6 separate regions of the Homo sapiens genome follow, and regions 1, 2, 4, 5 and 6 are each linked to region 3. A link is a contact called in ENCODE Hi-C data. All regions are on one chromosome and are shown on one strand. Each heading gives the region's core, a stretch centred on a gene start or an enhancer-like site at or near the end of the contact. The rest is flanking DNA. Distances are from core to core; before and after follow the strand shown.

Region 1 (4,456 bases), core at 674-3,173, 3.4 Mb before region 3:
TGTGCTTCAGTAGGCCTCAGATTCTCAAAACGGGACGGATACTTCAGTGAGACGTTAGAGAACACATTTATTCCTGTACAAGGCCACACCAAAAAAATCTCTATCAATACTGAACATCTATCTTCTTTACTGAGCATCCTTTCTTTGGTAGGAGTGAAGAGATGTGAAGCTAGTCAAACTTCTCGAGTGCCCCTCCACCTTCATCTATTCCCTAAAAAGCAATTTCCCCATCAGAGAGCAGAGCCAAGTGGACTATGATCCTATCAATACCAGGAGAGGCAAGAGAAACAAAGCAGCGATCTGACTCCTTGGTACTCAAGGTAGGAGTGCTAGACCTGGAGAGGCCGGGAAATTAGGGTGCCCAATTTAAACATTTAATTAAAAAGTATTCAGACTTAAAAAAAAAAAAAAAGATGCAGAGAAAAGGAGTGCCACACTATTCAGAAAGGAATGCAAATGCTGAGTCATCACTCTTCATTGGAAAGGAAGGAAACCAGAATTAAGTGGTTGGAAGATGGAATTCATTCATTAGATTGAGCTTCAGGTAAAAAGCAACAGCAAGACAGGAGAAAAAGCGTTCAGAAGACACACATCAAATAGCGGATGAAGACATAATTTTAGCCAACTCTGAAGCTTTCGACGCACAAACAGATTAGGAAGAGGCAACACCTAGAGAGCAAAAGGAGTTTAACAACTGGTTGTCAGTTTAGCGTAGGGAGCGCTCAAAGTAAACTTCTTTATCCAAGAAGGGAAAGATGCTCGGGCAGCAAAAGGTATCCCTTATGTACTTCAAAAGTAGCGGGCGCTAGGCGGGTGTTTCTGACAGCGTGGGCGGGGGCACGTGGGGCATAAAGAGAGAAGGGGCTTGAGTGGTGAAAGAGTGTCCTGCTTCCTCCGAGAGCTTAGCTGGGGAGAAGAGCTGGGAGCGACTCGAGCTGAGGACGTGGAAGGGGTGAGTGCTAATTCCTCAGGGCCCGCGGGGCCCACCCCCGGGCCCACCCCCAATCCTACCCCCGCCAGGCCCTTCCCCCGTGGGCGCCGGCAGCTCCAGGCCCAGCCCAGGGCGTCCAACGCGGAGGGGGTGCAGGAGTTCTCCTGGGCCTGACAGCCTCAGCCGTGCAGAAACCCGGCCTAGGGAGGGCATGCAAAGAAGGACGCCAGAGAAAAAGGTCGAGACAAGCCCCAGACCCCAGGAAGTGACTGTTTGGGGGAAGGGAGGATTTCCTTCCCAAGGAAAAGGGGACAGATGAGGAATGCACTTCGCGTCCACGCCGCCCTGGTCAGGGAGCCGCCTAGAGTCCCGGCTTCGGCCCAGTCTCTCCTGCTCCCTCCCTTAGCGTCCCGCGGTGCCCGGGCCTCTTGGCGCCTGGCACCCCTCGTCTCGGGTACTCACAGAGTCCGGGGCTGCCCGTCGTCTTCCATCATGGTGGGTGCGACGGAGCGATCCCGGGACAAGGGGGAGGGCAGGGTTGGGGAGGGGAGGGGGTGGGGAGGAAGGGGAGGGGGGCTCTGGGCACCGGCTGGGGACAGAGGAAAAGGCACCGAACCCTGCTCTCGGGCTCTCTCCCCCCAGCCCGCTCCGGACACTGCGCTCCAACCAGGAGGAGCAGGAGGAGGAGGAGGATGAACAAAATGGCCGCCGCCACCAGCCAGGCAGGAAACAGGGCAGAGCGCAGGCGCGACCCGCCAGGTCACCGCTCAGGCCAGCCGCGACAGCCTGCAAGGGGGACGACCGAGGGGAGAGAAAAAAGGGCCGCCGAGGAAACCCTGGGACCCGCTCACGACGGATCACGTCGTCGCTGTGGGCCTCTGGCCGGCCGAAGCCCAGCCAGCTCCGGGAGAGATCGGGCAAAAAGAGAAACGTCGTGAAGCCGAAGTCTCTGGGAATTGTGGTCCTGGAAATGAGAGAGGGAAGCACTTCTGCAGAGGACTTCTGGAACCTGTGGTTAAGAGGAGCCGCCGGCGCCCACCCGCGCTGGGACGTGAAGAGGAGACTTCTGGGTAGTGTAGTCATACGTGAGGACGTGCGACGACCAGGAAGTCGGCGGGCTGGGAGGTAAAGGGAAGAATAAAAGCGACATTGAAAGGCGGGGAGACCAAGTGGGGAAAAGCGCTGTCTGGGAAAGCGAACTACAAGTCCCAGAGTTCCTCGCGCCGGGGGCTGTCCTCGGACTGCTCCAGGCATTGTAAGGCTCTTCTGTTGGCCCAGTCTGAGCTGCTGCTCCGCCTTCGTCCAGCCCGAGAGCGGTTTCTTCAACTGTGGCTCAGGCAGCACTCTCCCTCCGCGTGGTGTCCGAGCCAGCAGGGCCGTCCGGCCCTCCTGTGTTCATCAGAACGGCTGGCTCGCGTTAGTCAACCGCCGCTTCGCGCGACAGTCAGAAGAGAGGCTGTGCTGGCGGGGACCCGGAGGGGTTGGGGTGTTTTGGGGACTCGATTTCCCACAAATAGGTATTTCTAGCCTATTTGTTAAATACAAGTAGGTGGCCTGCTTGTAAATTGCTTTACAAGTTTCAGAGGTTTCCCTATCAAATGTCTCATCGGATAGTGGGGTAAGAAGAGGAGCCCTATTATAATGACTTGCCCAACTCCCCCCGTATTCTTGGAGTTAAAAGAAAAAAAAATCCTTGGGCAGAGACGTGCACAAACATAAAGTTGCGTTTACAGACATCAGTCATGTGGGCTAGAAACGCAGTTTTGCATGAAGATAGGGGAAGCCATGTTCATACTAGCTCTGCATCCCTGTAGAATTTGTCTTCTCACCCCCCACAACAGTTCCTGGTGTGCTTTTTTCCTCCTCTAAGTACCTTCAGGAGAAAGTACTTGGTCTTGTAGCTTAGTGAAGAGTGGCGATGAAGAAAGATCTTTCAGCCCATTGCCAGAACTTAACTGCCCCGGTTAGTAATGGCTTAAGAGTTGCTTCTGCCGACATGTACTAAGTGCATGTCGACCTCTGCAAGTGGCGGTGCGTATGCGTGCCACTGAACATTAATCTTGAAAGCAGAATCAACCATGCAGCAAGCCCTTATGTTGTCCATTTTCAGGGGAGGAAATTTCAACCTGAAAGACTTCATAGAGACACGGCAAAGGAGTTGAGCCCCATAAGAGTCCGTAGGAACAACAAAAGGCTCAGACGCCAGGACCCATGGCTAAAATGTATGGGCTGGGGATGCGGGCGGGAGCGGGGGGAAGGGAACTAAAGCTAGAGAGGACCTTGTAGAACCGTGTTGTCAAGAATCTATTTCATGCTGAGGAATTTGAGCTTTCTCTTCCAGGCAGTGAGGAGCCACTCAAAGGTTTTGTCTATGTTTTTAATTGGACCTAGGTGTAGAACTGGATTTAATTATAATCCAATTCATTAACCCATGCCTGGCCCGCTGTGATAGTTTCCTGTTGATGCTGTAACAAATTACTGCAAATTTAGATACTTAAAACAACACGAATTTATTTTCTTACAATTCTGGAAGTCAGAAGTCCAAAATCAGTTACACTGGGCTAAAATCAAGGTGTCGGCAGGGCTGGTTCCTTGCCTTTTCCAGCTTCTAGAGGCTGCCTGCATTCCTTGGCTCTTGGCCCCATCCTCCATCTTCAAGAAAAGAAGCATAGTATCTTCTTTCTTCTCTGCCTCTGTACGTACATCGTGATTCTCCTGCCACCCCTTTTCATTTACGAGAACCTTTTGTGATTACTTTGGGCGAAGATTATCTCAAGATTCTTAATCACATCTGCAAAGTCCCTTTTAGCATAACATTCCCAAATTCTGGGAATTAGGACATAGAAATCTTTGGTGGACCATTATTCAGTTTACCGCACCCACCTTTATTACTTTAGTTTTGATTATAGCCACAAACCCACCACACTAAAAAGTTATAATGACACGAGTTTATATCTGTATCTATGCTATACCTCCTACACACAATAACACACACCCCTGCCTTCGCTTGGGGTAACCATCTTTCTGAATCCTGTCTTTACTATTTATTGCTTTCCTTCTACAAGGTTTTATTCCACATGTACATAGTCCTAAAAATCATATGTATATACATGTATATTTGAGTTTTTTTTTAACTTAGTAAAAAGAATATGCCCACTACAAACTAGAATGGTTAAAATGGGCATGTTTACTGGCAGTGAAATTATTAAGGTTAAAATCCAAAACACTAACACCACCAAGTGCTGGTGAGTATGAAAAGCAACAGGAACTATCATTCTTTGCTGGTAGGACTGCAAAATGTTATAGCCCCTTTGGAGGACAGCTTGTCAGTTCCTTACAAAACTAAACATAATGCCTAGGTACTTACCCAAATGAGCTGAAAACATGTTTACATAAAAACCTGCACACAAATGTTTACAGCAGCTTTGTTCATAATCATCCCAAATTGGAAGCAACTAAGATGTCCTTGATATAAGTGAATGGATAAACTGTCGTACAAGGTGGTACATCCATGCAAAGAAATAT
Region 2 (4,444 bases), core at 349-2,848, 5.0 Mb before region 3:
TCGAAGTTGAGGATGTCTGTACATACTTTTAAAACTTTTTTTTTTTCTAACAGGTATAGACTCCCATCAAGGCACACTGACCCTGAAAAATGGCTGAGCTAAAATAAAAGCTGTGTTTATAACGCTGAAACGAAATACTGAGTTCTAAATCTGGTGATTTATCTTTTGACAGCTACAAAGTGCGACACATCAACATTACATTGCCAGATTTAATTTCTCATCTTCCATTTCATTGATAATTGTAAGGTTTAAAATCCATAACAATTTATATGAAGTTCTAGTTGGTCAATACTGTGATCCAGTCCTCATACTGAAACAATGTTAACTTACTTAAAATCCACCACAAAATATTCAATTATTTGACAGATGTTTAACAGAAAGAATAAGGGATCATTAATGATTCCATTTAAAAAATATTTCATCACGAGTGCTACTTTTACTTCAGATTCATGCAAATATGGTGCTTAAAACTGGATCATATTTCAATCCAAAAACCAACGCCCGAAGTATACGGATAATTTCCAAGAACAGAAAAACCATAAATAAGATATAAACTCCCCCAAATTCAAAATAAATTACATAACTTACTCTGTTTTCCTTCTTTGTTTGTCCTCAAAGATGTCATTGAGATTGATTGCCACCTGCCCTAAAAATTTATCCAGACCCACCAGGGACCTGTGCATAACTATAAGGAAAAGAATGTATTTCTCTGGACTTCCCTGAATTAGCAATCCAGGTAGCTCGAAAGAGGCCTCCTCCTTCCAAACTGGCTCAAGGGTTTTCTCAGCTACAGAGGTGGAGTACTTTTCCTTGCCCAGCTGAATTATAGTGTATGTGTCATTGGTACCACTTTTGCCTTTTGGCTTCAGATCTTTGGCTTGGAGCACTGTGACCTGCACGTGGGTTGGAAACCACTTTTGGGCTTGCTCGGACAGCATCATCCTGTCCTGTTTCTCTGCCCCCGAGTTCCCTAGCACAGGCAGTGCCCCTCCCGGAGGGAGAGCCTAATTCCTTAATCACTGCATCCTAAGGACACTTAACGGAAACAGGCAGGCTCAGGGCTCCCCGACTTCCCTATGGCTGATGTCAAAACGCCTCGCGGGGGCAGCCCAGGGGCACGGCCGCTCCGGGGGTCCCCTTTCGTCTGGAGAAACACAGAGGCCCACCATCACCTGGCCGCGCCGTGCAGGCCTCTGCGCGGACCCCCGCCCCTGTCTCCACCTTCCCCAGGCCTGCGGGGCACGTGAGGCCTGGCCACACGGACCCGGGCGGAGGGCTGCGGGGGTGAAGGGAGCCCCCGCCCCAATTCTGCACCCCTGGCCTCCCGCCTGCCTCCTTGCGGCCGAGCAGCCTCCGCTGCCTCCGCGCCTCCCGCCCGCCCGGCGTTCGTCCGCAGGCTCGGCCCGGCTCCTCCTCCCGACCCCGGTAATACGAACCGCCGGCGGCTAACGCGGCCTCGCTCCCTCTCGCAAACCTCTCCCTCCTCCTCCTCCCCCTCGCCTCAGCTCCTCCTCTCGGGCGGGAGCGGGTAGCCAGGGGTGGAGTGGGGGAGGGCGGGGAACGCGGCCGCCCCGGCGCCGGCGGGACGTGGGGCGGGCAGCGGGCTGCAGGGCTGCGGGCGCTTGGTTCGGCCTGGCCCGGCCGGCGGCTCCTAACACCGGGCGGGCGGCTGCGGCGGCACTTCCGGGTTGGCCTTCTCCATGTTGGTCTCGGGAACGTGAAGGGGCGGGGCCTCGAGGTCAGGGGTCAGCACCTCCCTGGTTGCCGTGGCGACTGGAGGCGCGCGACGCGGGCGCAATGGCGGGGACCCGGGGCTTGATGCTGCTTGGGCCTGGCCCAGTGGCGGGTCCTAGGGACGTGGGTACCTGCAGAGGCCGGCAGGTGAGCCCTGGGGAGGGCTGGGGACCGCTCGTGAGAGGAGGTCATCAAAGACCCGGAGACGCCCCTAACTAGGGCGTCTTTGAGGGCAGGGGATCTGTGTTCGCTGTGTCCTGGATGCCCAGTGCCTGGCAGGAGCAGGTCCATAAATGGTGTTGGAACGAATCAGGCCTCTTCACTGACCGAAAGGAAACTTTTCTCCAATCTCCTATCCACCCTTCTCTTTTTGAAAAGTCCGTAAATTGACTGAAAATGACATCCCCCACCCAGACGAAGGGCGATAGGGAAGCAAATAGTTTCCACAGGGAGTAGAGATGTAGGGAGGCACTGGGCTGGCATCAGAAGACCTGGTTCCGGCCGCGCCTCTGCCGCTATCAGTGTGTGTGACCTTGGCCGAGTCATTTCACCTCCATGAGCCTCAGTGTTTTCACGAGTAAAAAAGCCAGTTCTACCTCATGTCTAAGACTCCATCACGACTCTATGGGCTCGACGTCAAAAGGACCCCCGTGGGGACTCACACTGTGGTGGACTGTGCAAATCATGTGGAGACCATGCCCCAAACACGGGTTTCGAGTTTCAGGGGATAATACATGTGCCTTTCCTAGCACAATGCGGCACATAAATCTCCTTTTGCCCCTCTATTTCTCAATTGGAAGAGACGCTTATGTACCACCCCATTGCTGTTAATTCTGTTCGTGTCTTACCTTCCCAAGGAAATTCTAAGTTTTGGGACTGCCTTGTCTATCATGCAGTCCCTTCATAGTGGCTAGCATGCAGCAGACAATTTACTGAATTACTTAATGCCTTTTTTCCCTTTACAAGACTAATTTTGAGAGTAAAACAATATGATACATGTAAATGCACGTTTTTTTAACTTAAATGGCCATAAACATGTAAAGTATCGTGTTTATTATTTTCAAGCAAGGTTTAAAACTTCTCATTCAAGGCAGAATTTTTCATCCCTGGGAGACAGTGTATGAAAAGGCCATGTGTGGAAAACAGAACAAAATCATCGTACTGCGAATATAGCATCTGGATCCCAGAGTGCACAGTTGTCAACTTTAAAGAAAAATATTCTTAGGGATTTTTAAACAGTACGTTGGAACAGTCAATGGTGGAATTTCACCAGGATCTCTAAGGAGAAATAATTTGACACCTGAAACTTACAAAAACCAAATAAACATCATGAAATCAAATTTAATTAAGTTTAGAGTTCTTATACATTTTAAAAGTCTTCATGTCTCTATTAAAGGTTGTAATTAAACAATAGAAAATTATAATAGTGGATGTGTATTTCTGAAGAGCTTAAATTGGTAAGCTTTATTAATGATTATAAACTTGTTTACAAATATAATTTCACTCATCTCTGAAATATAGCCATCTCTAGGGTAGAAGTTGGCAGCAGTAGTTCACAGCAACTCAATAACATACTCCAACACAACTCAGAGAATACTCTAAAGGCAAGAGCTGAACAATTGGAATTACTAACCTCTCTTTCTGTAGCACCTAAATTTCTTTTGAGTTTTCCCAACAGCTGGCTAGAGCCAAAATTGTTTAGTTTTACTGGTGAAATCAGAAATTATGACTTAAAATTTTTTAAGCCAGAATAAGAAAATAACATATTTTTGCCCCCGGGGAAAGCAAATAAACAAACAAACCAAATGAGCTAAATAGAATCTGGGATTGCATTATAATAAGGAAATGACTTCCTATAGAATGTTTTCCTTTTTTGATTATATTAAGAGAATAAAAATATGACAGTGGAGTCAAAGATATGGTTGGCTTATAGTGAAAAATAATGACAATTACATAAGATCTGGGATCAAAGTGCTTCTCCCAAAATGTTTATTGTTTTACAGTTTTAAAAATTCTTTTGACTAATTCTAAGATATACATGGACAACAATTTAAAAAGGAAAGGATTGCGTGTGTAAGGACAACATACCAGAATTGAAGAGAGTCACTTTTTAAAAAATTATCCTATGACTAATGATACATCCGGAAATGTATGGTACAATTCCAAAATCAAAGTCTTGGGAAAATAATATATTTTAGAAGGAAAATGCTGAACATTCTAATTTTAAACTGTTAACAATGCCTACAGCAATGAATAAGAATGCTTTGACCAGAAAGTTAAAATAGTCAATATTTATTCCCCATGAGTAGAGGATTTCACAGATGAAAATATTTACTACATGTTGCCCCTTTCAGTCCCATAAAGAATAAGTCCCATAAGGAGACCTATTCCAGACATTGGGGGAGATTTTCCCTTTGGACAAAGGCATCTCTAAAATCACATCTTGCAAATCTGTTGCAGAACAATTATAATGCTCTCATGTTTAAATAGCCCACTGGGTCAAGCGTGTTAATGCTCCCATGTACATTATGTAATGGATATTAATTATTTTCCAGATGGAGATTCAGAAACATAAGGACAACAAGAAACTTCCCCAAGGTATCATTATAGTCTTTAGACTTCAGACACACACCACACCTCAAATATATACACAACTGAAAGGTATGTAAAATTCATATATATGTACATATGACAAAGCCCCAGAGTTATA
Region 3 (4,414 bases), core at 1,197-3,696:
TGTTGATCAATGCAAGCATATATACAAGCACACACACACAATTACATGTGTGTATATATGTGCACCCCCCCCAGCCTCTTAACCAGTAGCTAATAATTTAAAACACAGGCACTGAAATGCAAATTAGAAGGCATTCACAACTATGAAACAACCAGAGAAGAAGCTCTCTAACCTATCTTCCTTCTTCCTTCTATCTTTTTTATAAACTGTGGGAGAATTTTGAGAACATGATTAGGGAACAGCAGGATATGTTTCGTTCACCTAGCATTCATGAGAAGTCTTACTTCTCATAGGTAACCATAAGGAAGAATACAATATTAGCAACTAATTTACTTACATAATAATTTATGGGTAAGGCAGGCCTATACACATAAAGTGATTACAGTTCAATAGATGTGTTTACCCTCCATAGCCTAATAATTATGGTCACTGAGATTTACTCTGCTATAGAACACATATAAACAGACAACGTTGACAAATAAGGATTGGTTTCTATGGAGTAACATGGGCCTTCCAAAATAATTGGAACACAATTCCTGATTTCAGAACTGTCAAAAACTCTTGAAGGCAAAAAAAGAAATTATGAGGCTCTGAGAAATCAGAAATCAAAACATAAAAATAAAACATAAGTAAAACCATGTTGAAAGAAATCCAGAAGAGAAATTATACAATCTAACCTTTTCACCCCAAATCTGTTCCTCCTTTTTCTTGCCACTCCAACATTGATGAAATGTAGAGTAATTGAAATTTACTTCGGAGATACAGCAAGGGACTCCAAAAGGCCATGGAGAGAGAATTTCAACTAAAATTGAAAAGCCATACAGAGGTCTGCATAAAAAACAAACAGCACACCACAAATCAAAACCTTTAAGATAAAAACTTAATTAGCATCTACAGGTTGAATGAGCTAGTAACTTATGCCAATCTTATCATTACATTAGCTGAAAAGAAAACGAACTGACAGATTAATCAAAGAACAAAGCAGTAGCTTCACTTCAGCAAAAGCTCCATAGGATCACCAAAGAATAACTGGTGTGACTACCGTTTTCTCACTGGTGGATTAGTTTTTGGCAAGATTTTTAATGTCTAAATTTAAGTTAAACTTCAGTTTAAAGAAATTAAGATTAACTTCATTTAGTCACAGCACACTTCCAAAACGGTCAAGCTTAGTACTGCTGAACAGCTGTAGTTGCATAAAAACAACGCATAGTCCTAAGTAGGGAAATGGGAAAGGGCTTTAAATACAAAAACAAAAAAAACATGCACACCCGATAAGGGCACATCTGAATCCCATCCTTCTTATCCTATCATAACACAAAACAGCTACGGTTTTCTGGGAAACATCCTGGACCGCTAGGGGAAAATAACACCAGACATTTCAATTCACTGTAACGAACTCTCATCAATAATAATAACCTTTAGCTGTTGTGACAACACGACATAAATCAAAATTAAATTGAATTTTTAAAATTGTTAGTTCCTACGTTTAAAAAAAAGTTGTTTTAAATACATTCTGTTCTTTCAAAACTGAATTTCCTCAGATCACACAATTTAAGACGCCTTTATGTCTTCTTCCGCTTGTCACACGTCTTTCGGGTTCTGACCAGCACATCAAGGGGACTCTAAGCAGGCCACGTGGTTAGTGTTTGCTAGAACTTGTTTAGCTTCAGATCCAGTCATCGAGCATGCTAGGCTTGGCTACTCGCGCTCCACACAGTTTATCCAAAGATCTAAACCCCGAATGAACCTGAATAGTTATTTGCTACAATGTCTTTCTCAAATCTCACATGTTCCTAAAATAAGGGTGCCCATGCAGTAGAGACGGATCCGGGCAGGATCATTAGATAAAATACGAAGGCTTTAAACGTCCTTCTCCCAACAATCAGCCTGGGACCGGCGTCGGGGCAGCAGCCTCACCAAGATTCGGAGCGACATCCTCGCCAGGATTCGAAACACCTAGGAGACCCGCGCCCGGCTGACTCCCAGCCCCTGGGACCCCGTGAAGACGCAAACCTCGGGACGCCTCCCGCAGAACCACCTGTCAGAGCCAAGCAACAGTCCCCGCCCCGGAGCCTCCGAGCTCCTGCTCGAAGGCAATGACAGCAGGAGACCCCGCTCCCTCGGGGTTCTCGCGGCCATAGGCGCCGCAGTCCACTGCCCTCCGGCTAAAGAGGTCCCGGGCCATCACCTGCCCGCCTACCGACCACGCCCGACCCTCCACTGAACTGAGTCTCCGTCCGGATCAGCCGGCCCGCCACGAACCCAGCTCCAGTCTCCGGCCGCTCCTTCTTATCCGCCCTGTCCTGCCGCGTCGCCGCCGTCCGAGCCGGCAGCCTGCTACTTACCTCCTGACAACTGCATGGAGTAAACCACACCGCCTTGTTAAATGCCGTCGCCGCCGCCGCCGTCTTCGTCACCGTCACAGTCGCCGCCGCCATCTTTGTTGTGTCTCCGACTCCCTTCCCGCCCCCCTGCCTTGCTCAAGTCTCGCGTGAGCAGGATGGAGGGCGAAAGCGAGGAGGGGCCTGTTTGTCTCTCTTGGGGTTCCGTAGGCAGCAGGGGGCAGGGATTAAGGGGGGGTGTGTGCGGGGCGGGTACTGAGTGGGCGGGGCCTTGCTCGGGTAACTCCCAGGGGCTGGCTAGAGACCCAGAGGCGCAGAGCGGAGAGGCCTGCGGCGAGGATGGAGGGCCTGGCAGTGCGGTTGCTGCGCGGCAGCAGGCTGGTGAGTGCGTTCGAGGCTGGCGTCCTGGGGGCCCAGGGCGACCTTGGCCCCTGGAATCGCAGCTGGCAGAGCCTTCTAACGGGCCTCGGGGCGCCGGCCTGAGCCCCGCTCCACGTCCTGGGTCCCCAGACTCTTTACCCGCGGGCAGTCTATGACCCCGACCCCCTTCAGGCCTCTGGTGGAGGCAGCTGGTGGCAAGGGGGTCGGGGCTGTCTAGAAGCTGCTTTGGCGGAGCAAGTACCTTGAGTGGAGTCGGAGGGTCGCGTCCGCAAGATGTCCTTTGCAGGCCGTTGCGTCCTGAGAGCCACCGAGTCTGGATCTCTGGATCTCTGGATGCATTTTGCACAGATGTCACCTCCCTGATGCCCTAACGCACCTTTCCCGAGTGATTACATTTCACACCCCCTCCCCCAAAAAAGATAGTTAAAATATAGGCCCAGTCTCATTCTGAGCAGGTGTCTCCCTGTCCTTCCTTCCGCGGCCCCGCTCAAAGGTAGTAAGGGACTTCGGAGTTGTTCGGGCTTCCCGGCCAGGGACAGAGTTCCCTCTGCCCCTTATCTCATGTCTGGAGCCTGGGTATCTTCCGTGGATAGACTCACCGCCGCCCAGGGGAGCCGGAGCCGGTGCCGGTCCCTCTTCCATGAACTTAAGCTGAAACCAGCCTCTTGTTGTGCTTAATTCTTATCTGTGCACCCACACAAACTGTTAACAGCCCCTGTGTTAACATCCTATGCTCTTCACCCCTTGGACCTATTATATAGCATGCTTTTCAGAACATACACATTTGGATACACTTGTATTTGTCAGTACACTTCACTGGGAATTTTCCCACTGCTTACGTGTGCTTTTAATGTTTCCTTTGCATTTGCTTTAATGAGTTAGGCTTTCCAACTGCTGCTTCAGTCTTATGCCCAGAGGCAGAACTCTGACCCTTTTTCTTATTAGAGATAATTAATGTTATTTGACTGTTTTACAGGCCTGAAGTGCAATAAAAAACAGTAAGTGATTATTGTTTAATACTGTTTATAATTGTTGGTTAATAACTTAGCAAAGAAAATTTCTTTGGTTTTACAATTTGACTCTGTTTTAGAGCCAAAATTTATTGACCGCATACTCTGTGGTAGGCACGTTCTCGTTCTACCTGAGTCATCTCAATTCTCACAACCATCTTAACAAGTAGTTTAATCTTGCAGATGCTGAAAAAGAATAATAGCTTGCCCACAGATAGAAAGGGATAGAGCTGGTGGTATTCGAACTCTGGTCTGATTCTAAACTTAACCTTCATATACTACTGTCTCCCCGTCCTTAGAGATATCAAAAACCTATTTTGTTTGAACTTTTGGTTTATTGTGGCTTATAGTCCTTTATAGTTTTTGAAGCTCTTTTACATAAATTAGCTAAATTGATTGAACATCGACTGTAGCATAGTGGTTAAGAACGTAGGTTCTGTAGCTAGGCTGCTTGGATCTGAACCCAGGCCCTCTCACTTCCTAGTGGTATAACCTTGGACAGGTTATGCTTTGGGTCTCAGTTTCCTGGTCTGTAAATGGAGAGAATAATTGTGCGTATTCCAAAATTGTTGTGAAAATTAAATGAGCTCATATGTTCATGTAAGGCACTTAGAATAGTGCTCGGAATGTAGTCAGCTCTCGGTAAATATCAGCTCTTACTGCCATGCACGAAGCATTGTG
Region 4 (4,903 bases), core at 2,228-4,727, 3.3 Mb before region 3:
TGTGCCCAACAGCTCATTGAGAACGGGCCAGGATGACAATGGCGGCTTTGTGGAATAGAAGGCGGGAAAGGTGGGGAAAAGATTGAGAAATCGGATGGTTGCCGTGTCTGTGTAGAAAGAAGTAGACATGGGAGACTTTTCATTTTGTTCTGCACTAAGAAAAATTCTTCTGCCTTGGGATCCTGTTGATCTGTGACCTTACCCCCAACCCTGTGCTCTCTGAAACATGTGCTGTGTCCACTCAGGGTTAAATGGATTAAGGGCGGTGCAAGATGTGCTTTGTTAAACAGATGCTTGAAGGCAGCATGCTCGTTAAGAGTCATCACCACTCCCTAATCTCAAGTAATCAGGGACACAAACACTGCGGAAGGCCGCAGGGTCCTCTGCCTAGGAAAACCAGAGACCTTTGTTCACTTGTTTATCTGCTGACCTTCCCTCCACTATTGTCCCATGACCCTGCCAAATCCCCCTCTGTGAGAAACACCCAAGAATTATCAATAAAAAAAAAATTAAAAAACAAAAAACAAAAAACAAAGTTAAGCCACCTGGACTGCTGACCTGCAACATTAGCAGCCTCCAGGCAGGCTGGGGGAGGGGGGAATATATTTATATAAATATAAATCTCTTCTTTTGGGAGATTTCTCATAGACAAGACTGAAGAAAGTTATCACAGACAACAAACAAGACTATGGACAAGTAGACAGAAGACAGGAGATGATGTTAAAGTCAAATCTCACCAGAGGATACCAAAATCTAATCCAAAGATCTCAGAGATATTGAAGGGCTAAATCGATAATCACAGTTGGCTTATTTACCATCATTTGTGTAGGTTTAACTACGTGGACACATTTCCTCACATTGATTTCAGCACTGGAAGGGAACACTTAGTGATCATCTCTTTTCATAAATAAGGACCCTGAGATCAAAAGAGATTGAGTGAACTGACCAAAATCACACAGAACTGGCTAGAACCAAACTCCTTAGTGATTATACTTAAATTAGCATATATATGCCATACACGTAAAAGAAGATATATAATATGTATGATGGTCATCTGTGTTTAAAAAGGAGAGCAGCATCACGTGAACTTTCCATTAAAACCTGGGTGGCATCGGGGCAGGAGGACCTTGAATTAGGAAGCTGGAAGAGGGTGATGAGGCTGGCAAGTTAGCCACAGGCCGAGGATAGGCTAGCCAGGGAGTGGAGAGGCTGCAGTGGCCAAGGTTCAGGAAGTTCATAGCAGAAACAAGGCAAGGCAACTGTGGCAGTAGATTGGGGATGTGACATCTACCAGGGACAGAAAATATGTGCTCTTTTCACTCTGCTCAGCCAGGCTAGAGCTGTGCCTACCCCACAGCATGTGTTTGGAGCCTGAGGGAGACAGCAGTGTGCATTGGGGTCAGATAATTACAGAAGCATCTCCCCTCCATGTTTTCCTCTCTCCTAAAGACTTTGCTTGTTAACTCTGCATTTACAGGTAACCAAGCCCATATGATGGCATTAGTTAATGACTGACTGCTGTTTTTTTCCAAGCTGCTGTCAGGCAGATTTTACTAATTAATTTCACTTAAAATAGTGGTGTTCAAGCCTGACTGCATAGTAAAGTCATCTGGGGAGCTTAGAAAAAATAAACAAACTGATGCCAGAGCCCCACCCCAATTAAATTCTGATTTAATTGGTCTAAGGTCCAAGCATTGATATGTTTGAAAAATTCCCCAGGTGATTCTAATAGGCAGCCAGGGTTGGAACCATGGATCTAAAACATCAGGAAAAGTTTCAATGAACTAATTAATTGTTTTAAAACAGTTACAACAGCATTGTTTTCTTCACATCTGGCAATGTAATTCATAAAACAATAATGAAATAATTTGCAGGATACAATGTCTTCATAGGATTTTCTCATTCTCATTTTTGCTAAGTCAACACATGGCTGAATTAAACAATCAATCTGAAACCGATGGTTCCACTGAAGCTTCTTATAGCTTCATTACCTTCTTTCTCCAAATCACATCACAAAGATTTGATAGAGTAACCACCTCCCTCGACCTTTATGTTGAGGTGTCTGGACAGCACAGAGGCATGGTACTTAGAAAAGATTCCAGGACGCTTTGTTATCATTGGACTTTCTGTGCTATGGAAATTCAACACTGTGGGCTGGAATAACTAGTCATGTGGAACTCCTTCCTGCTTTTGTACCCTCTCACTTTTACTTGAGCAGAAGGTTAAAAGTATTGCTTTCTGAGAAGTCCCATTCGGTCACTCCTCTCTCTCGCAAGAGAGACAGCTGTTCTCCCTTTTCTTTTGCCTATAAACTTCCGCTCCTAAACTAAAAAAAAAAAAAAAAAAAGTATTGCCTTATTTTTCTCATCTCCTACTTCTTGTCTTTTTCTCTTGTTTCCGATTCAGGCATTAGAGAAGGCAAGGAGTTAGGAGTAGGAAGACTCAATGATTTATAGAACTGGGGGTGTCATAAAAGGTCATTAGTTCAACCACCATCTGAGACCAAGAGACTTCCCCAAGATCACACAGCTAGATAGTCCTCGAACTGGCCCCGGAAGTGGGGGCCTCATTCTCCAGACCCATTCTGTTCAGGATATCAACTGGTTTTTCAAGACAGACTGAGCTCAAGGATGTTTGGGGGAGACTCCTCCTTCCCCGAGAGGGTCTCCATTCATCTTATCCTCGCCAAACGATATTCCTTCCGCTTGCTTCATTAACTGGCTCCATTTGTGAAGTCTTCTCCAAACCGCCCTGCTTAATTCGGGACACAGCAGCACCTGTACATTCCTCCCTTCCTCCTCGCTCTTTAGCCGCGTGCTGCTAATGCTTGTGTGTTTTCTATTGTTACATGCTTTCCCTCGTTGATGTGCATTTATTGAATGCCTCCTGTTGTCAAACTTCTAATAGGGAATACGAAAACAGAAGACGCCTCCGCTTGGCTGTGGGCCTGGCTGGGGATGAACCCCTGTAGCCAGGCCCCGGGGTCTCGCCTGGTTTCGGTACGGGCAGGCAGCGCAGGCCCGCGGGGAACGTACCCCGCACCGCTCCGGGAGAGCGGGTGTGGGGTTGGATTCAGGTCTCGGCCTGGCGAAGCGTGAGCGCCTCCCTGCACGGAGGGGAGGCCCCAGCGGTGGGCGCCTGTCCCCAAGGCCGCGCGGAGGGAGGCGGTCAGTCCAGACCGACTCGGCCGAGCTCCCGAGCTGCCACCGGTGACCACGACAGGAAGGCTGGCGCGCCGGGGGAGGGGCCTGGGCAAGAGCGGGAGGGGCGGGCGGAAGGACGAGAGGGAGGAGGAAAGACCCGCGGGGAGGAGCTGGGAGGAGACACCCGGGAGAAGGCGGAGGAAAGGGCAGGAAGCGGGAGGGAGCTGAAAGGAGGAGGAGGCTGAGGGGCGGAGCCGGGCGCTCGGGGAGAGTAGCCAGCAGAGGGGGTGGAGCCGGGCCTGGGGCGGAGCCAGGGAAGGGGAGGAGCGGGGGGGAGAGGCCTCTACGGCCGCCGCTGCCGCCGCCGCTGCCGGGGCGCGTTCTCCTCCTACCGGTCGGGTGCCCCGGGGCGTTCCCTCTGCCGCTGCTTCTCGGCGCGGTTCCTACCCGGCCGCTCCCCGAGGCGCGGGCTCTGGCGGCCTCGACCGACTAGGACGCCCCGTGCGCCGCCCGCGGGCCGCCGCCTCCCTGGGCGCGCGGGGCCAGCATGGAGCTCTTCCAAGCCAAGGACCACTACATCCTGCAGCAGGGCGAGCGCGCGCTGTGGTGCAGCCGCCGCGACGGCGGCCTCCAGCTCCGACCCGGTGAGGCTGGCGGTGCGGGCGGGGGGCACCCCGGGCCAGGGCGGGGAGAGGAGGGGGCGCGGCCGGACCCCTCAGCCGGGCGGGAGGAGCCGCCTGCGGGCCTGGTGAGGCGGGGCGGGGCGGGCTGCGAGCGCGCGAGCTGTCATTATTCCCTGACTGGAAGGAGCCTGGCCTTTCTCCGAGACAGCGCCGAGCCCCTACCCCAGTGCGGAGCAGAAGGGGCTGGCGACCCTCGTCCTTCCCACCGCGTCACGCGGCCGCCCTTGGGGCTTGGGGCCCAGGCCGAGGGGAGGGGGTCCCCTCCGGCAGAAAGTTCCAGCAAGGTGCACCTGGCCGTAAAGGCCTCTTCCTCCTTGGAGTAGTTCTTACATGGCCTTCGCCAGAAGTTCTGGGTTCGAATTCCGATCTGGAGCGGTTGCGCCAGTTCCGTCTAGGGCTCTGCTGGACACTCACTCCCTGTTGCCATCCCGTGTGTTCTTGGTCCCTTATTATTAAAGGTGTGACTTTACTGTGGTTACCTCATAGGCACTCGGTTTAAAGCCTTTGTCTTTGACTTTAATACCACAGCACAATTAAATTGTATTGTAATGTATAATTTTGAGATTTTTGTGTGACTTGATGTTGTGCGACACAAAATGTATTGTGGGTCCATGTTTGGGTGTCATGTAAGCTGTTCGGAGAGGCTTAAGTCTGCAATTAGCTTGCTTTAGGAAAATGTGTGTGCAGTCGTGGTTTAAACAGAGCAGTCCCTGCCCTCAGAGCGCTGACAGTCCAGTTTCTTGTAAGATGGGGCTGGGTGGCACCTGCCCCTTTTGGCTTGCTAATCCTTTCCTCATATCACTCAGAGATTCTTCCACTTTAGGGAAAGCGAGAGGATAGAGTTCTTTAAGGAAGGAGCCAGAGCTTTTCAGACTTACTTGTAATTCTTATGTGCAGTCTAGACAGAAGGATTACATGATATGAATTGAAAAGGATAAAAGGTTCAGATGAGCTTTTCAGATCACAGCGTGGTATCACTTATAGGATGGTTTTTAAGGACAGGCCCTTTAACATATTATTTCCAATCCCCACAGCAACCTTACAGGACACGTGTGGGATCCTCTTTTTCAGGTGAGG
Region 5 (4,585 bases), core at 625-3,124, 4.3 Mb before region 3:
AAGGCAATCTTCCTTCGTGACTCAGGTGAAGTCATTCTGCCACTCTACAGGAGGTCTGGTTCCACAACACAGCCTTCAACACACAAACTATACAATATAAACATGATTATCATGAATAAGGAGAAAAAGCGTATATAATCTTACCAAACGTACATATCAATGTCTTTGACTAAGGCAGTATCTTGGGGCAAATAAAATTACGCGCTGTTCCCACACACAGTGTGTAAGATTCCGACTATCTGCATCAAGGCAAATATTTTCTCTGCACAGCTAACTGGACAAGTACAGCTTCATAAAATTAGTAGCTAGAAATGAACTCTCCAGTTGCTTTACCAGATGCCACTCAAAACTTGCAGTTAATAATAGGAGAGAAAAACCTGGCTGTGATGGTCACAATCATTTTCAACATCCTATCACCACCACCACCGCCACGCACACATACACACAAACCAAAGTAAAAGCACATTCTTTTCCTAGCTATGGAAGCATACATATATCCTGGTCAGAGGCAGTTTCGGATTACAAAACAGATTTTGGTCTTAAATCTTAATGCGTGCAATTGAGCGTTAAGACAGACTACTAACATAAAGTTCAACATGCAACCCAATCTTGGGTTTGGACACAAGACATAACCCATCCTGAAAGGCTTATTCTTATGAGTGTAAGCTCTGAAAAGTGATTTTATGCATTATTAGCTTCAAGACGATGTCGGAGCTGCCACTGCATCGGAAAGCAACTCATTATTTCCCTAGCAGGATGCAAAAGTGTAACACAGTAGAGAAGGAACAAGGTGTAGATATAGGTCAACTTTCAAATTCCTTACTTGTTTAACACAGCCTGGCCAAAAACACAAGAACACAAGTTGCCAGATTTCTTTTCTCTCTCTGGCTGCAGAAGACTGAAGGCCTTTCCCTAACGAGACTCAGGCAGCCTTATTTTCCCCTCACTTTGAGGGTGAAACTTCAAGAGAAGACGGGTGCGAAAAGAGCTTCCCAATGTTGAGAGACTGCCAGTTGTGATAGGGATCGCACTGACCGAACTTGGGGCTCCGTGTGTACCAGGCTGCCTCTCTAGGCCAGGTAATACAAGAAGCCAGGGCCGCTCAGGCGCTGGCCGCAGACACCAAATGAGGGGGAGGGGACGGTGAGGGGGAAGGAGGCAGGGAGGCGAAGGCGGACGGGGAGAAGAGGAAAGACCGAGGCCTGAAACAAAGGAAGCGGAGCTTTCTCCAAGAGGGGGTGGATTCGGCGTCCGAGTGAGGTGGAGAAAAGCCAAGGCTGCAGGGAAAGGCTGGACTCACAGAACTTGGAGGTGGAGGTGTTGATGTTGATGGTGGAGCTGGCGGTGGGGGCGGGGGCCGCCTTGGCCACGGCGGCGGCCGCGTCGCAGCTCTTCAACATCATGATCACCCCATTAGCCTCCGGCGGTGGCTGCGGCCCCATCGGGAGCCCCTCCTTGGGGCCTTTCCTGTCCACGGAGACCGCGGGCACCGCCAGCAGCTGCCCCCCCGGAGGCTCTCGGGCAGGGGCCGGGATCGACGAGGGGGGCGGCGGAGGTGGCAGGGGCTGCCGGAAGCCGTCCACCGCAGCCTCCCAGTTGTTGTGGTTCTGGTCGTCCATCATCGCCTCGTAGCTGCCCCCCTCCTCCTCTTCCATGCTTTCCTCCATCCTGCTGGCCCCCGGCACCCGCCCGCCTCACAGGCACCTGCCGCCTGTCTCAACCCCGGGCCAGCGGGCACCGCTGCCTCCCCGAGTTACATCGCCGGCGGCAGGAATGGGCGCAGCGGAGAGGGCTGCGGTGCGCAGGGTCTCTCGCTCTCCGCGGGGCCGACTAGCTTGAAGACGCGGCTGACGGCGGTGGGCGCTCCGGGGCTCTAGTCTGGGAGAGGCAGCCGTAAAGCAGCGGCGCTCCTCACGACGTTTTACAGCGGCTTCCAACAGGCAGTTGGAAAGGGCAGCTGGGGGCGCGGCCAGGAGGGCACGTGGTGCGAGGGACTGGCCGCGAGAAAGCGGAGCCAAAAGGGGCGGGAGCTGTGAGTCACTCCCACGCAACAGGGCAGAGGTTCGCCCCGCCTCGGCTGGCAGGGAGCTAACAGGGGAGGCGCGACGGGTCGGGACGGGCATTCGCCGGCCCCGCCCCCTGCCCGGCCTCACGTGACAAAGGTGTGTCTTGCGCACGCGCGTTCGCAATCTGGTTACCATGACGACGAGGCCCTCGCCGGTTCCTGAGGACGCGCGCGGAGCAGTCTTGGCAGTAGCTGTGGACTGGCCAGAGTGATTGGAGGTGTTTTCCTCGCGTCCTCCAAGTCTACGGGGCCTTCGCACCTCTGAGTGCCTGAGAGCCCCGGCTTTTGCTTGGGACGGAGGTACGGGACCACAAGAGGCCCCGGGGTCGCAGGTTATAAACGGATGAGACCGCCCTGGGCGGCCCGTGGTCCGACTGCTCTTGGGTCGGTCCCCAGCCGTCGCGACACACACGCACAAAATCGAGAATAAAAACCGAATCACACATAGCAGGATGGCGCAAAAAAGAAATGCGTTTGAGTTACTCATGTGTTTTTAAAATTCCTTTACGTTTGTATGCACTAAGGCCAGCAACCCAACTTTTAAAAATGCCGGCTCAGGCCGGGCGCGGTGGCTTACTCCTGTAATCCCAGCACTTTGGGAGGCTGAGGCGGGCGGATCACGAGGTCAGGAAATCGACACTATTCTGGCTAACACGGGAAACCCCGTTTCTACTAAAAATACAAAAAAGTTAGCCGGGCGTGGTGGCACGTGCCTGTTGTCCCAGCTAGCTGCTCGGGAGGCTGAGGCAGAATTGCTTGAACCCGGGAGGCAGAGGTTGCAGTGAGCCGAAATCGCGCCACTGCACTCCAGCCTGGGCAACAGAGCGAGACTCCATCTCAAAAAAAAAAAAAAAATGCGAGCTGGGCGCAGTGGCTCACGCCTGTAATTCAACCACTTGAGGAGACAGAGATGGGAGGCCCGCTTGTGCCCAGGAATTCGAGACCAGCCAGACCAGCATAACAAGACCACGCCTCTAAAAACAAAATTAGCCTGGCATGGTGGCGTGTGCCTGTGGTCCCAGCTACTCTGGAGGCTTAGGTGGATCACTTGAGCCCTGGAGGTCAAGGCTGCAGTGAGCCGAGATCGCGCAACTGCACTCCAGCCTGGGTGACAGAGTGAGACTGTCTCCAAAAAAAAAAAGAGAATTAAGTGGTATGCTGAAGGGGAAAACATAAAACCTTAGAATTACATGTGTGGCAAAAAGAGAGGCAGAAGGAAGGCAAATTCTGTTTCAAACAACTAATGGTTTATCATCAACAGACTCTAGGTAGATGGCTGGGTGAGTGCGATGGGATAAAGAAGGGTCTTTACATTTAAAAAAAAAGTCCAATATACAGGGAAGATAGAGTCAAAAAAGTGTCTCTAACATACTGTGTCATAAAGCAAGTCTTTACATATCTAAGGATTTATATCATAGCGACTATATGGCCACAAAATATATGAAGCGAAAATGAACAGAAGTATAAGAAGACAAAGAAATCTACCATCAGAGTAGGTGATTTTTCACTCCCTCTCTAATTGCAGTGAGTTGAATACAGCCTCCCACAAGATATGTCCATATCCTAATTCCTAGAACTTGCGAGTATGACCTTATTTGGAAAAACGGCGTTTGCAGATGTAATTAAAGTTCTTGAGATGAGAAGATCATCCTGGATTATCCAGGTGGGCCATCAATCCAATGATAGGTGTCTTTATAAAAGAGAGGTAGAAGAGAAGAGAAGGTAATGTAACCACAGAAGCAGAGATTGGAGTGATGGCATTCCCAAGTCAAGGAATGCTGACAGCACCCAAAGCTGGAAGAGACAAATTTTCCTCTTGAGCCTCTGGAGGGATTGTGACCCTGCCAACATGTAGATTTCAGACTTCTAGATGCCAGAACTGAGAATTCATGTCGGTTTTTTTAAGCCACCTATTGTGATAATTTGTTAAGCAACTGATTACAGGAAACTAATACATAGACCGAGGGGACCAAAAAAATCTTTAAGGTACTGGAAGAGTTGAGTAACACAATTACCAAGCTTAATCTAATATATATGTGTAGAATATTGCCTTAATGACCATAGAATACACACTCCTATCAAGAATATGCTAAACATTTACAAAAATTGAACATACTGTGTCATAAAGCAAGTCTCCACATATCTAAGGATTTATATCATAGTAACCACATTTTCTGGTCACTATATAGGTAAGTTAAAAATCAATAACCAAAAGGTAACTGGCAAGCCCCATATTTCCACTATTCCAATTAACTCATGGGTCATAAAATCATAATAGAAATTAGAAAACATTTAGAACTGATGGGCTTGGTACTAATCATAGCAATGTAACTTCCATCCTCTTGAGGGCCCTGCTCCAAGGGTTTTTACCCAGCACACTGATGAATACTGAACCTTTTGTGTGTGTGTTGTCAAAATGATCAATATAACAGCCATTTTTGCTGTAATTAAACTACTGTGACAAGACCTAATGACAGTTGAGCGAAACCAGTCACTGACAGGGGACAATTTCCCATAAGA
Region 6 (4,571 bases), core at 701-3,200, 3.1 Mb before region 3:
TAATTTATAAAATACTCTGAAGCTATTATTTTATATCTAAGTTACATCCTTCCTGTACTATGATGAGATGTGTCCCTTAGGATCATACATTTAGAAGACAAAATTTGACACAAATACATTCAAATCTCTATCAAATATGAAATCATCTCATTTATCCAGCAAAATCAGAGTATGGGGTATTTCTAATAAATAAACTTTCTAATATTAGTAACTGAAATTTAACCCTTTAAGCACCAAACCTTTTTACTTTGGAGGGATTTTTCCTAAAAAGTATCTATGCATCTGCACCCTCTTAAACCAATGCTACAATTGAATCTTCACTTGACATTTTGGGGCCATTGTGTTGACCATCGATTATCATTTCTAGAATTCTTATGAACATAAATTACTAGGATTTAGTGGAGAAATATATGCCCCTTCCTCAAAGCACCCTTGACTGCTATATAGTGAATTTTTTTTTTTTTCAAGTATGAAGGTAGTTTTAAATTTCTTCATCAGGCTGTCAGTGTTCACTGGCTAAGTTCGGACGTCTATCCAGGCTTTTTTCTAATATAATGCCATTAGTTACAGCCTGGGAAGCCAGGTAACTAAACTAATTAGAATTACAGGTAAATTAATAAGGACTTCCTGAGTAAGCACTAGAGGCCCTCCTATAAGAAATACCATACATTGTTTGCCGTCGATTTTGGCTGCTGAGGATGATTTAGCTTCCCACTGCCTTTTCTCTCTAGTACCCCAAGATGTTTTTTTCAATGAGCTAAGGCCGCTCTACAACTCTAAGTTAACTCCAGACAAGTCAGGTGTTGCCATCTACAGTGATTTCTAGCTGGATCTGACTCCGCCACTCATTACGTGTAAAAAGACACTGGGGAATGGAACGGTTGTCAAAATGCCCAGTTAACGACAACAAATATAAACTTTTCTTCGTATACCCTTCGCAGTAAAGTAGCAACAGCAATCGCAACCAAAATTTACTAAGCTCGCCTGCAGGATTCTCAGCCCTGTGTACAAACTCAAGTAGCTCAATATTTCTTGCTGGCTCTGGCACAGGAGCAGATCCAGACTAGATGGGTTCTAAAGTCATCCCAACAGGAAAACTAAGCTATGAACATTAAATCTTATCTCTGAAAGAGAGAATGAGGGTAGCACAGGAGTTAGAACCAACTTCTGTGCAAGCGAGCACTCCCCGACGCACCGGAAGTTTTGAAATATCCTGTGGGCTTCCCACAGGCAAAGTGGTTTTCCCTCCCCGCGGCTCTGCGGGCCCTCCCCAGGGTTCGAGGACCTCCGAGTTTGCTGCGCCCGGGGCCGGGGCCCTGGCCCTGCCACAGGCTGGGAGCGAGGCCGTCAATCACAGCCCGCGAATCACAGCCCGCGCCCCACGACTTCACCTTGGCGGCTCCCAAGCTGCGACTCGGGCAGGTGGGAGGTACCTGCGGCCCGGCTCCTGCCCCTGCCTGCTGCGACCGGGGGAGAGGCTGTCCCAGCTGGGGCCGGTGCAGGCCCCGGGGCCCCGTCTCGGGCCACGCGAGCCCTCGAGATGGTACCGCGTGGGGGCCGCGCGGCGGGGCCCTGCCCCGGGGCCCGGCAAACTCGGCTGCCCGCCCGGCCCGCCCCCCGGCGCCGCCACTCACCGAAGAATCCCTGCACGATTCCCAGCGGGTGGCTGAGCCAATCCTCCCCACACGGCATCTCGCCAGGGGCCGGGGCCGGCGAAGACCGGGCGGAGGCGATCCGCGGGCCGAGCGCGGCCGGGCGGCCGGCGCCCAGCTCCTCTTCAGCGGCTCGGCCGCTCCTCGCCCGCGTTCGCTCGCGCCCTCCCACGCACAGCGAGCCGCGGGGCGCGGGCCTCCCGCGCCTCAGGGAGCGGCGGCTGCGGTGGGGCCGCCGAGGAGCTGCTGGCGACAGTCAGGCGGGCGCGTACGGGCCCCTAGCCTTCACTTCGCACAATGGCGGGAAATAGCCGCCGCCGACCGCGCTGCCTGCGACCTGGGTGGAGCTCGCGTGGGGAGGGGCGGCGGGAGCGCGCGGCGCAGCGCGGCTCTGCGCGGCGAGGAGGAGGGGCGGCGGCGGCGCCGCCATCTTGGAGACGGGCAAAAGGAAGGGCACGCAGCGCCGCTGGAGGCTGCGCAGCGCGGGGCCCGGCGACGCGCTCCAAGGGCGGCGCGTTGTCGTTTGTACCCCTGGGCCGGCGTGTAGCGGGAACTCCCATAGTGGGCTTATAAGAGGGCAAAGCGAGTCTGCACAACAGCTGAAAAGCATTAAGCTCAGAGACCTCAGAGTCATCTCTGGGCAAAATTAGTGGGCGAAACCGCCTTGGGAATCCGCCCACCTCCTCTTCGTGCCTTTTTTTTCTTTTTTTGCTGATGGCAGCACTTTTATTTGGGTCCCCGGCCCGAAACCCTGAGTGGTGACTTTTCCCTCAGCTGCACAAGGTCTCCCTGAGGAAGGTGCACATTTAGAGAAGGGGAACCTCGGAGGACCCCACGCTCCTTCTGCAGTCGCGTCAGGCCCTGTGGCTCAGGGACGGTTCCTTACCGAGGGGCGGGCGCTCTAAACGCTCCGGGCCCGGCCTGCGCCCTGGTTGCGAACACCGGGTCGGCGTCTGTCTGGAAGCTGGCAGCCGCCGTCGGGGAGCGGTGCGAGGCTCCTGCACTGCGCGCCGCTAGGATACCCTGGAGAAGGAAGCTACGAAGACCGACTACAGCAGCCTTTTGCTGAGGCAATTTGGAAAATACCCAAGTTCAAGAGTGAAACTGTGGGAGTCGCTCTGAACCTCTTCTGGTTCAGGAGGCTGTCCGATAAAAAAGAAAAAAAGAATGAAACTGTGTCTCCCCTGGGCCTGAAATGTACCTAAGAAAACCCCAGGCCCATCAGATATATCTACTCAATGAAAAAAGGGCATGGTGACGGAAGGGGAATGACCTGAATGGAATCTACAAAGTGAGGAGCTGAAGGAAAAAAACGGAACCCGTGTCTCAAACCCTCCTTGGGGCTGTAGGAAGGGGGGAAAATCTTTCTACCTTTCTAGGTTCTCCACTGCGGCCCTTATCACAAAGCTCGGATTGGCAAAAGAAAAATTTAGTAACATGTACATCTTATATGGGCAAAACTCAAGGAAGAGTAACTCAAACAGGTGGCTTAGAATGGGGGAATTACGTAGCATTTACAATAAAGAACAATAACTGGGGAGAAATGGCGAAAGCAGTTTGAAGTTTCCAAAAACAGCAGAGTGGGAAGGCAGAGATACGAGAAACTAATGGTAGTTACAGGTAGTGAGTAAAGTGTGTTATGTAGGTTCTTCTAGCGCCATCGCTGGCTGATAAGGGTCTAAAGTTGTCTCTGGTGACTAACTTTTGTCCCTGGTAGAAAGAGGAGGTGGGACACCTTTGAAAATGTATGTCCTGCTCTTAGGTACATAGTGGAAGGGTAGGGAGCTTGTTTTGTACAGATGCTCCTCTACTTACTCTACTTAGGATGGAGTTACATCCCAATAAACCCATTGTAAATTGAAAATATCATTAGTTGAGGCCCAGCGTGGAGCCTCACTCCTGTAATCCCAATACTCTGGGAGGCCAAGGCGGGCGGATCATGAGGTCAAGAAATGGAGACCATCCTGGCCAACATGGTGAATCCCCATCTCTACTAAAAATACAAAAATTAGCTGGGCCTGGTGGCGCACGCCTGTAGTCCCAGCTACTCTGGAGGCTGAGGCAGGAGAATCACTTGAACCCGGGAGGCGGAGGTTGCAGTGAGCCAAGATCATGCCACTGCACTCCGGCCTGGTGACAGAGCGAGACTCCGTCTCAAAAAAATAAAATGTCATTAGTTGAAAATGTGTTTAATACACGGAACCTATCAAACATCAGTAGGCTACTGCAAACATGCTCAGAACACTTACATTAGCCTACGGTTGGGCAAAAGCATCTAACACAAAGCCCGTTTTATAATAAAATGTTGAATATCTCATGCAATTTATTGAATACTGTACTGAAATTTAAAAACAGAATGGCTGTGTGGGTAATTGAAGTATGGTTTCTACTGAATGGGTGTTGCTTTCACACCATCATAAAGTCAAAAAATCTTGTCAAACCACCGTTAAGTTGGGGACTGTCTGGATCTACTTTTCAGTTACCAAGATAATAATATTATAATTAAATTAATAATATGAAAATAATCCTTATGCCAAAGTGGCACATTTTGGGGTGACATTCTGGTTTACTTCAGGGCAAAAACGAATAGTTTGTATTTCTTAGTGTAAGGTAATTAATTGACACACTCAATTGTACATCTGGTTCCTGTGAGTTTGGGTACGTTGAGAAAACTTGAGTTTCAAATCCAGGTCATTACCACCATTCCATTCATTCATTTAAGAGACAGGGTTGCCAAGACCCTGGCATCAAAAGGGGAAATCCCATATTTTCGCTTCATGGCCAGTAACAGGCAAATTAAATGTATGATATGGAAATGTCTGCTCTTAAATCCCTGTAAATTCAAATTTACTTTATCTAAATTGCAGCTTGATACCAATTCAGCAGTGGCTAGTGTAAGGGAGGAAAAATATCTTTTCC

What was found. Hi-C counts contacts between places; a loop is a spot of excess contacts on that map. Pooled maps may share reads with other maps.
Region 1: a loop to region 3 is called in a map of sciatic nerve, with 20 times the contacts of the local background. The contact joins the promoter of TIAL1 here to the promoter of IKZF5 in region 3. A Hi-C loop is called at or near these places in 2 of 168 maps with a recorded cell type or tissue (naive thymus-derived CD4-positive, alpha-beta T cell and sciatic nerve) and 11 of 50 pooled maps.
Region 2: a loop to region 3 is called in a map of CD8-positive, alpha-beta T cell, with 31 times the contacts of the local background. The contact joins the promoter of CASC2 here to the promoter of IKZF5 in region 3. A Hi-C loop is called at or near these places in 2 of 168 maps with a recorded cell type or tissue (CD8-positive, alpha-beta T cell and naive thymus-derived CD4-positive, alpha-beta T cell) and 10 of 50 pooled maps.
Region 4: a map of CD8-positive, alpha-beta T cell shows a loop between it and region 3 (30-fold over the local background). The contact joins the promoter of INPP5F here to the promoter of IKZF5 in region 3. A Hi-C loop is called at or near these places in 3 of 168 maps with a recorded cell type or tissue (CD8-positive, alpha-beta T cell and naive thymus-derived CD4-positive, alpha-beta T cell) and 7 of 50 pooled maps.
Region 5: a loop to region 3 is called in a map of CD8-positive, alpha-beta T cell, with 7 times the contacts of the local background. The contact joins the promoter of CACUL1 here to the promoter of IKZF5 in region 3. A Hi-C loop is called at or near these places in 3 of 168 maps with a recorded cell type or tissue (CD8-positive, alpha-beta T cell and naive thymus-derived CD4-positive, alpha-beta T cell) and 12 of 50 pooled maps.
Region 6: a loop to region 3 is called in a map of CD8-positive, alpha-beta T cell, with 9 times the contacts of the local background. The contact joins the promoter of MCMBP here to the promoter of IKZF5 in region 3. A Hi-C loop is called at or near these places in 2 of 168 maps with a recorded cell type or tissue (CD4-positive, alpha-beta memory T cell and CD8-positive, alpha-beta T cell) and 10 of 50 pooled maps.

The regions. Positions count from the first base shown.
Region 1 is chr10:119,595,041-119,599,496 of GRCh38, forward strand. It overlaps TIAL1 (TIA1 cytotoxic granule associated RNA binding protein like 1), which reads right to left and starts at 1,924. Exons shown (of 12, transcript NM_003252.4): 1 at 1,394-1,924. The coding sequence starts at 1,425. It overlaps LOC105378512 (a long non-coding RNA gene), which reads left to right and starts at 524. Exons shown (of 2, transcript XR_946358.3): 1 at 524-952; 2 at 1,574-4,456. RefSeq lists silencers at 937-1,036, 1,447-1,556 and enhancers at 1,155-2,153, 1,567-2,156, 2,154-3,151, 3,047-3,136.
Region 2 is chr10:118,045,223-118,049,666 of GRCh38, forward strand. It overlaps CASC2 (cancer susceptibility 2), which reads left to right and starts at 1,599. Exons shown (of 4, transcript NR_026940.1): 1 at 1,599-1,881; 2 at 4,290-4,395. It overlaps RAB11FIP2 (RAB11 family interacting protein 2), which reads right to left and starts at 1,719. Exons shown (of 5, transcript NM_014904.3): 1 at 589-1,719. The coding sequence starts at 941. RefSeq lists a silencer at 1,157-1,646.
Region 3 is chr10:123,006,349-123,010,762 of GRCh38, forward strand. It overlaps IKZF5 (IKAROS family zinc finger 5), which reads right to left and starts at 2,447. Exons shown (of 5, transcript NM_001372123.1): 1 at 2,346-2,447; 2 at 678-828. ACADSB (acyl-CoA dehydrogenase short/branched chain) reads left to right here and starts at 2,658. Exons shown (of 11, transcript NM_001609.4): 1 at 2,658-2,723. The coding sequence starts at 2,682. RefSeq lists enhancers at 1,724-1,953, 2,234-2,563.
Region 4 is chr10:119,722,573-119,727,475 of GRCh38, forward strand. It overlaps INPP5F (inositol polyphosphate-5-phosphatase F), which reads left to right and starts at 3,478. Exons shown (of 20, transcript NM_014937.4): 1 at 3,478-3,787. The coding sequence starts at 3,691. RefSeq lists an enhancer at 2,477-2,526 and a silencer at 3,137-3,906.
Region 5 is chr10:118,753,096-118,757,680 of GRCh38, forward strand. It overlaps CACUL1 (CDK2 associated cullin domain 1), which reads right to left and starts at 1,875. Exons shown (of 9, transcript NM_153810.5): 1 at 1,301-1,875. The coding sequence starts at 1,667. RefSeq lists enhancers at 1,804-1,943, 1,942-2,236.
Region 6 is chr10:119,870,893-119,875,463 of GRCh38, forward strand. MCMBP (minichromosome maintenance complex binding protein) reads right to left here and starts at 1,951. Exons shown (of 16, transcript NM_001256378.2): 1 at 1,635-1,951. The coding sequence starts at 1,692. RefSeq lists a silencer at 1,406-2,055 and enhancers at 2,286-2,445, 2,311-2,480.